Linked DNA regions of Homo sapiens: region 2 is linked to region 1. Evidence: chromatin loops called from intact Hi-C (ENCODE). Cell type or tissue: dorsolateral prefrontal cortex. All regions are shown on one strand. Each heading gives the region's core, and the rest is flanking DNA. Links, peaks and the distances in the headings are about the cores only. Region 1 overlaps PPP4R2 (protein phosphatase 4 regulatory subunit 2). Region 2 overlaps SHQ1 (SHQ1, H/ACA ribonucleoprotein assembly factor).

The links. Peaks named below come from ENCODE experiments on the same cell type or tissue, not always from the same donor. Only the 100,000 strongest peaks of a DNase experiment are listed, where the experiment ranks them.
Region 2: a loop joins it to region 1, with 5 times the contacts of the local background. A loop is called at or near these places in 31 of 110 quality-filtered maps.

Annotation. Positions count from the first base shown.
Region 1 is chr3:73,054,464-73,058,863 of GRCh38, reverse strand. All of the region lies in intron 3 of PPP4R2 (protein phosphatase 4 regulatory subunit 2), which reads right to left. Among named protein-coding and RNA genes, the nearest start is that of EBLN2, 5.0 kb to the left of the region's middle. RefSeq lists a silencer at 3,009-3,209. In dorsolateral prefrontal cortex, for the core only: CTCF peaks have their summits at 2,101 and 2,300 (motif pointing right); no DNase peak of the experiment used is centred there; H3K4me3 peaks cover 578 bases; H3K27ac peaks cover 1,684 bases.
Region 2 is chr3:72,835,460-72,839,859 of GRCh38, reverse strand. All of the region lies in intron 4 of SHQ1 (SHQ1, H/ACA ribonucleoprotein assembly factor), which reads left to right. Among named protein-coding and RNA genes, the nearest start is that of SHQ1, 11 kb to the left of the region's middle. In dorsolateral prefrontal cortex, for the core only: no CTCF peak of the experiment used is centred there; a DNase peak (open chromatin) is centred at 2,749.

The sequences.
Region 1 (4,400 bases), core at 157-4,156:
AGCATACCTTTCTATTTAACAAAAAAACCATTCTCCCTTCCTTTAAAAAGCAATAAAGGTGGGGGGGGAGGGAGGGGGGAATGGTTAACGGGTACAAAAATATAGTTAGAATGAATAAGATCTAGTATTTGATAGCACAACAGGTTGACTACAATAATTTATCGTACATTTTAAAATAACTAAGAGTATAAGTGTACTGTTTGTAACACAAAGCATAAAGAAACGCTTGAGGTGATGGATAACCCATTTACCCTGATGTGATTATAATGCATTGTATGGCTCTATCAAAATATCTCATGTACCCCATAAATATGTAAACCTACTATTTACCAACAGAAATTCTTTTTTAAAAAAAAAGCAACTTAGAACACCCAAAATCAACAGAAAGCTTCAAAACTGAGGAAAAAATTTTTATATAATAGAAAATTCTAAATCCTGATAATTTGATTTTTAAGTTTACAAGAGAGGTAACACAAATAATAATCAAGTTGGGGGTTATTTAATATATGTATTTTTCCTCAAGTATTCTTCTGCACTCAAAGGTTTCTTTAAAATGTTCAAACAAAACTACAAATATTTTAAATGTGGTTCTGCTCCATTATTGCAATTTCATATATAATCTAAGTTTAATCCAACTTAAAATATACACAACTTTTATTTAACTTTACCAAATAATTTCACTATACCTCAATTTTTCCTTGACCACAGTAAATACAAAACTGATATAAGTTGGAACTAAAATCATTTTATAAATATTTTTAAGTTTTGAGCTCATGTAGCTATTAGCATTCATAAGAATTACAAGCTGAACAGAACAGCAAAGTTATGAGCACGAGGTACGACAAACGCAGCTAACAAATACAAACAAATCTTCAGACTTCAGTGTCTGCCATACCAATCTATTTATTCTCTTTAATGAAAAGAATTACAAAGCCTCAAATTAATAGTTAACATTCACAAAGGTCTTCATTTTTTATAGGCAGTGTGATACAGAATTTTCTTCCACCACAAGGTATAGTAGTTAGTGAGTTAAAATGCCAGGACTCAAACTCAGTCTCTCTAACTTCAAATCTCATGTCCTTTCCATTGTACCACACGTATTTTACAAAATTATAGTTGTTTATTTTCTAACTGGATAAACTACATTTGGTTCTCATATTCTTTGTGTCAATACTATTCTTATGTTCAAAGTATAAGATGTGCAAAAAATTCTGAAAGTGCTTAAAGTGCATGTTATTCATATGAGAACAAATGTTTTTAGATAAATTTGAGAGTCCAAGAATCAATCTTTTGTCTCAAACCTAAAATCGAATCCAAACCTAAAAGTGAGAAAACTGTTCTACCAAAAGACAAGGCACAGAATAAAAGATTAAATGTTTGCCTGATATTCCAAACATTCAGAAGCAACTAGAAATTCCTCTGGGTTTCTGAGGAAGAATACTTTTTTGCTTTTGAAAATCTACTCAGAGTGAAGTACAATGTCAAAATGAAGAATCCTTTTAAATGGGGAAGTACAAAGCACACCAACAGCGTTACTAAGTATGAAACAATAAGCTTATACATCTTTTGTTTCATTCCTATAAAGACAACCATTAGAAATCTATAGCTAATACACAAAACTAACTCTACTTTAAAAATGTTTAAGCATTTTCCACATGTATAACAAACAGTATTAGTTTCTCAATTGTCTGTCCGTGAAACCCAGTATTATCGTGGATTTCAGATTAGTGGTATAACTCACCTTAGCTCCTCTTCTAGTTCATGGCTCTTCAAACCTTACACACACAACACACCTAAGCTATTTCCTCATTAATCACCCCATAGTGATACTGTCATTAAAATTTATTATTCAAAATATACAAAATAGCACCAACAGTTTGGGTATTCAACAAGTGTTTGGGTATTCAAATAGTACTTAACTGAAAAATACTGTCTAGTCATTATGCTTTTTCTTCCTACTAAAATTCTTTCCCACATTAAAACCTAATGTTTTCTCACTAATTAAAATTAGTTTTAACAGATGAATATTTTAAAACTTCTTGTTTAACAACATGTACACTGAATGCTTTGGCTAATTTTCTTTAGAAATGTAAGTTAAATTGTAGCCAATTATTAATATTTTATGTGTTGTTTAATATTAATACTGCTTTGGGAGGGGGGTATGTGTTTACATAGCAATACCAGCAATGATAAAACGAGTTTAAGTTCTTAGACAATTTCAGAAGCTTTTTTCAAAAGATCCTTATTTCAAAAAGTAAAAGAAGCTTTAAAAGTCATTTTACCAAGTATCCAATAGATGGCACTAAAATGTCACACAACACTTCCTTTTCTCACACGACAGGCTAAATCCCAACCAAACACTTTCTGCAAATCAATGGATCCACTGGAAATATTAGTATGATAAATGAACGTAACAGCATTGAAAGGTCTCTTTACATACAGACTGTACTTTTAAACTTATTCCATAAATATAAGAGCCTATTATAAACTAGAAATACCAACCTTGTTCAACAGCAGTCAAAAGACATGTAAATAATTACAATTACAGTAATAAATAACAACACTGTATAAAAAGTGCCATGGAGACAGAATAAACTGTATGCCAAGCTTAGTAAGCGTGACACTGGGAAAACTTAGTGTGAGGTAGGCCTCTAAAAGGAGGCACAAGAATAAACCAGAAAAACCAGTACAAAATGAAAGCATTTGGTACAAGTATATGAAAGCTCTGCTCTCTGATACTCATCCATTAGACATAGCATACAAAATAGTTTATTCTAACTTCTGAAAATATTAAGGCTTTTCCCACACATACTAAGAAAAGCAAATATAGGGAGAGGAGCGTTAAACACACATGCCACTCATTCTCAATGAAAAGTCTATTCAGAAATCCTTAAATTTGGGGGGAAGTGGTGATCAGATGTTCATTAGCAAAGTTATACTGTAAAATAAAAAACCCTGGGCCAGGCACGGTGGCTCACGCCTGTAATCCCAGGACTTTGGGAAGCCGAAGCAGGCGATCCCCTGAGGTCAGGAGTTCAAGAACCAGCCTGGCCTGTAATCCTAGCTACTCGGGAGGCTGAGGCAAAAGAATTGCTTGAACCTGGGCGGTGGAGGTTGCAAGTTGCAGTGAGTCGAGATTGAGCCACTGCACTCCAGCCTGGGTGATAAGAGTGAGACTGTCTCCAAAAAAAAAAAAGCGTTTGGTTTACTCTGCAATGATATATCATCTGATTTATTCATATTGTAAAATGGAAAACTAAGATGATATAAGGAACTGAAAAAAGGACATGACTAGCTAGCATCTCAAATTTTTTAAAACAGTGCCTACAACATCCAGTAACATTTTTTAAACCCCCCGCCCCACACATTAAGGATCCACCTTTGCTAAATATATATATATATTTTAATACACACACACACACACACACACACACACACACACACACGCTACCCCACTAGGAGACCTTACTCAAAACTGAATTTACCTGAGTCTTCATGGGTCTCATGGGTCTTGTCTGAAAACAAGGGTTCTACAAGTACACTTCAAAGATTATCATGACGACTAAATACGACATAATGTATATGGTATATTAAATCACCTAACAGTGCCTAAAATATTTCAGAAAGTTCAATAAATCTTAGTTCTTATTGTCATCATTCCATCTACTCTTTGATAGAGATTGTGGGAAGGCACACATGGTCCAAAGACCAACAAAACCAAAAGTATAGGTCTGTCTTTAAAAATACTCCCTTTAATTCCAAGGAAAATAACTTACCCTAATTAATAGGACCACACATTTTACCTTATATATCTTAATTTAAATGCAAGCTGTCCCTATTTACTTTTTTTTAAAAGCAGAAGTCTTGTACACCTAAAAGCTATGGAAATTCAAATACCAAGAAAGTTGCTGAATATCAGGGAAAGACATCTTAACATAAAGTAGCAATTCAATGCTATTTTTTAAAAGATAAATTTTAAGTCATAAGGCTAAACACTAAAGAAATAATGTCTTAAGCATGTATTTTAACCTAAATTTCTATAAAAGTACTAAGTTGACAAGGCACTCAAAAAATAAGTGCGCACTTCATTCAGACTCTAAAAAAATCAGTTTAACTACCTTAACTTTAAATTATATAAGCAACTTTTCCACATGAAAAAGACAAAGGAATGTAACATGTAGCACAGAGGCTACTGGAGTAAACAGCTAAAGAAATGACCATAAAAATCTGACATCCTACTAAAAAAAAAGTCAAAACAGTCATTCACTTTTGTTTTACCCATGTATATGTGGATTTTACTGTCTTTTCTGACTAAATGACCACATTAGTGGTGTCTTAGTTAACAGAAATACTGAGTTAAACTTAACTGTCAACATGGAAACTAACAATATCTCTGTTAC
Region 2 (4,400 bases), core at 269-4,268, 220 kb after region 1:
GAACCCGGGAAGCAGAGGTTGCAGTGAGCTGAGATCTCGCCACTGCACTCCAGCCTGGGCAACAGTGTGAGACTCTGTCTCAAAGAACAAACACAACAAAACAAAACCTGTTTAGAATGTGGTTTATTATCTTAAGACATATTTGAATTTACGAAGGAGAGGGAAAAGACCTGGGTTCTGGTCCCGCTCCTACCTCTGTTAAGATTTGGGATACCAGGCCAGTTATTTGACCACAAGTAAGTTTTGTCTCCTCTTTGGAAAGTGGAGATAAATTTGCCCACCTACTTTATAAGGCTGTCTTGAAAATTTAAAAAGATAATGCATGTGAAAACTCTTTGGAAAGTGTAGAATGCTGTAAAGACTCCTGCCTTTGAAAAATATAAAATGGTCTCAAAATTCCTTAAAGGGAACAACATTGAGATTTACTTAGGAGCAAATGCTGGTGAAATAGCCTTCCTTCTAAAAACTTAGGTGTTTTTCTGCTGAGTTGTGGTCTGCCCATATTCTCTGCTTGATCACAATCGCTGGTGATCTCAGAGGTAATTAGAGTAGAGTCAGTTTTGTCTGTAGCAGGAACTACAGTGAATGGCCCTCAATTGTTGGCCAAGAGATAGTTTGTGGTCAGGCTGTTTTGGGCTTGCCAATCTAACGCTGTACATGAATGATAATAAATGTCACACAGGCTAAGTATGGATTTTACATTTACATTAGAAGTGCTTCTTTGAGGCCAGGGATTTGTTACTTAATTGTTGCTTCTGTTTACGGAAAATCCTTTTGAAAGATTTCTGACAGGTTGCTGAGATGTTGTAGGAATGCCATAATGTGAGCCTAGAATGAGTGCCTTTTAGGTCAGAAATTCTTGTATCTTGAAAATGTTCACTTAATAATTTAGGTTTTTTTTTTTTTTTAAGCTGCTATACTTTCTTTTTGGATGTCTTAACTAATGTATCAAATACCTAGACATCTATTACTTAGGTTAAAAACATTAAACATTAACCAATATAGTTGACTCCTGTCTAATCCCTTTTTGTTTACATCCCTCTGTTTCCCATCAGAAATAAACCACTGTGGCTGGGTGCAGTGGCTCACACCTGTAATTCCAGCACTTTGGGAGGCTGAGGCAGGCGGGTCAGGAGTTTGAGACCAGTCTAGCCAACATGGCAAAACCCTGTCTCTACTTAAAAATACAAAAATTAGCTGAGCGTGGTGGCGCATGCCTGTAATCCCAGCCATTTTGGAGGCTGGCAGGAGAATCGCTTGAACCCAGGAGGCAGAGGTTGCAGGGAGCCGAGATTGCGCCACTGCACTCCATCCAGTCTGGGTGACAGAGTGAGACTACATCTCAAAAAAATAAAAAAGGAAATGAACCACTGAATTTAATGTTTATTATTCTAAGCTTTTAAAATGGCTTAATCATCTAAAATCATTAAACTCTTCTTCAAATTTTAATTGCAAGAGCATTGCTTTTCTAAACAATTTGAATGAATATTCCCTAATGTAGGGGAAAAACAACTGAGCATTTGGGAAAACTCTAAGGGTTTTATAACGTAAATAGTATACTACTTGTAGTACAGGTTTATAACCCCATATGTGCAATACTGGGATCACACAAAGTTCTGAAAACTAAAAGTTAAAATATTTAATTTGGTGGCAAAACTTAACCTGAACCGATACAGATTTTTAAATCCCACTTAGTGTACGTATTCAAAAATTTCCTGTAGAAGTAGTGTTTGGATATGGGCGCTGCCCCAGACATCTTAGAGGTTATTACATAAAGTATGGTGTGTGCACCATGTTACCTTTCTAAACTCTGAAAGAGTGAATCCTGAAGCTCACCTTGCTCCAGGGGATTTGGATAGCACTGTGCTGAGCACTGCGTGTGCAGCAACCAGACTTAGAAATCAAGTGTAAGCCCAAGATTCCAAAAATTGAAATGTATCCTCTTGAAGATATTAAGGTAGATAGGTTTTATGAAATATTGCCACAGAAATCTTGCATAATTGGTTAATTACTTGTAGAGTTCTTCTTCATTCACAGCTGCTGTTTATGGCAGCCGTAACAAGTGGTTCAAAACTGAGTGATCATGTAAGGTTAATAATATGACCCTAATTCTATGAGTAAAGCAGCTAGAAGAAACTGAAATGATGATCACAAATAAGAGATTTTAGAACATCTTTTCTAATTTAAAATGATTTTGAAAACTTCACCATTTTCTCAAATAGTATTTTCTCACAAGTTTATTTTTTCTAGTTCTGCCTATAGATGAAGAGATGTCCATACAGCTTCATTGACTACTCATATGAGTATTTTTACAGCTTTTTCCTCCCCCTGTAGATGAAAAATGGCTTTTTTGTTTCTAATAATAAAAGCAATACAGATTTATTATAAAAATATACAAAGAAGAAAGTAAAAAAATTATTCATAATTTCAACACTGAGGGATCTTTTCTTCATTGAATAATTTAGCCCTTTACAGAAGTCTTTCATATTTTTTTGCCTCCAACTTTTTAGACAGGATTTGTTTGTAAACATCTATATTTTATACTGATAATAAGAAAATAAAATATTTTTGCTGAAACAAATTCTCTTTGAACATTCCTCCCTCCACTCCCCATACCCAGAGATATATTCTTCCTATCCCCAGTCTTTTTTTCCTTTCTGAAATTGCTGCCAGCCACCAGGGTGCCTTTGGAAAACTGCCCTAGCTGCTCAAAGTCAGGACTTCACAACAAGCTTCTGGCAGTGGTGGCTGCCAGCAGCAACAATCCTAGAGTCTCTGGGCGCCAACCCAGCAAGCTCCTGGGACTGCTGCTGCCAGTGCTGCAGGACGCCAGGCTTGCTGGCCCTGTCCTTTTGGCTACACAGGGACCTGAGGCCATTGTTTCCGGGATACCCACTAGCCAGATGTGTTCATTGTTCTTTATTTTCTTTCTGGATTGTCTCTGCCTAACCTGTGCCTAAACTTCCATAAACTTAATTTAAATCCTACCTGACCTTTTCTTGGCAATGTCTATCTTTAAATAGCTCTAATAACTAGTGGCCATAGCAATTGTTTAAAAGAAAAAGGAACCTTTTTTTCCTACTGTAGTTGAACACTTCTCATCCTCTTTCTTCCCTTTGGTTGATTAATGCCTTCTACTTCTAAACCCCAAGCTACCTTTGCTTTTAGTTTGTTTCTGTTTCTTTTTAGAGTCCAGTTTGAACAGGGCTGCTGCATGTGACTGTGCATAGAACAAGCCTGGGTGGGGCTTGCACTGCTCTGAACACTCATGTTCTGCTGTGTACATGTTGCATGACTATAGTGGAGGCCCTGAATCTGGAGGCCAGGGGGAAGAGGAAAGAGGAAAAAGAGCTGCTTTCTTTTTTTTTTTTGAGACGGAGTCTTGCTTTGTTGCCCAGGCTGGAGTGCAGTGGCGTGATCTCAGCTCACTGCAAGCTCCGCCTCCCGGGTTCACCCCATTTTCCTGCCTCAGCCTCCCGAGTAGCTGGGACTACAGGTGCCCGCCACCACACCCGGCTAATTTTTTGTATTTTTAGTAGAGACGGGGTTTCACCGTGTTAGCCAGGATGATCTCTATCTCCTGACCTGGTGATCTGCCCGCCTTGGCCTCCCAAAGTGCTGGGATTACAGGCGTGAGCCACAATGCCTGTCCAAGAGCTGCTTTCTTATTGGTCAGTTCTCCTTCCCATGAGAGTAGAGACCTGGTCTGTGTGCTGTGTGTTTATTACTGGATTTCCACTTTGGCACCCAGAACAGTTTCTACTCCATAGCAGGCCCTCTAGCACTATTTGCAGAATAGATGATTTAATATTGGACACCGGGCACAGTGATGGGGATACAGTGAAGAAGATGATAGATGAGATCTCTACCCTCAGAGAACATTCTAGTGAGGAGATGGACAGTAATTATGTAAACACATAACAAGTAAACAGGATAATGACAGATAGTTACAGGTAAAGGGAAAGGATGGGGTGAGGTGAAAGACTGGGGGTACTACTTTGGCTAGGATGCCCAGAGAAGACTCCTTTGAGAAAGTGACATTTGCACTGAGTTCTCAATGATGAGAAGGGTACTGTAAGCGTAAAGGCTCAGGATTGGAATTGATTGACGTTATCTAGAAATGGAAAGAATAGTGAGTGGCTTGAGCGTATTTGAGCCAGAAGAGGACGGTGAACATGGGGTTGAAGAACAAGATGGGCTAGATTGTGCAGAGCTGTGCTCACAGTCTGGGGCTACTCTCAGCGCAGTTAGAGTTTTTAAATTTCTGGGGTTATGTCGGTCCATTTACCCTCTGAAATGTAGAGTTGTCTACAGAGACTCACAGGTTATACCCCATTTATGACTTTATTTCTGGTCAAGGTGAAATAATGAAGCAGAACATGTAAGTCTGTGTTTTAAAA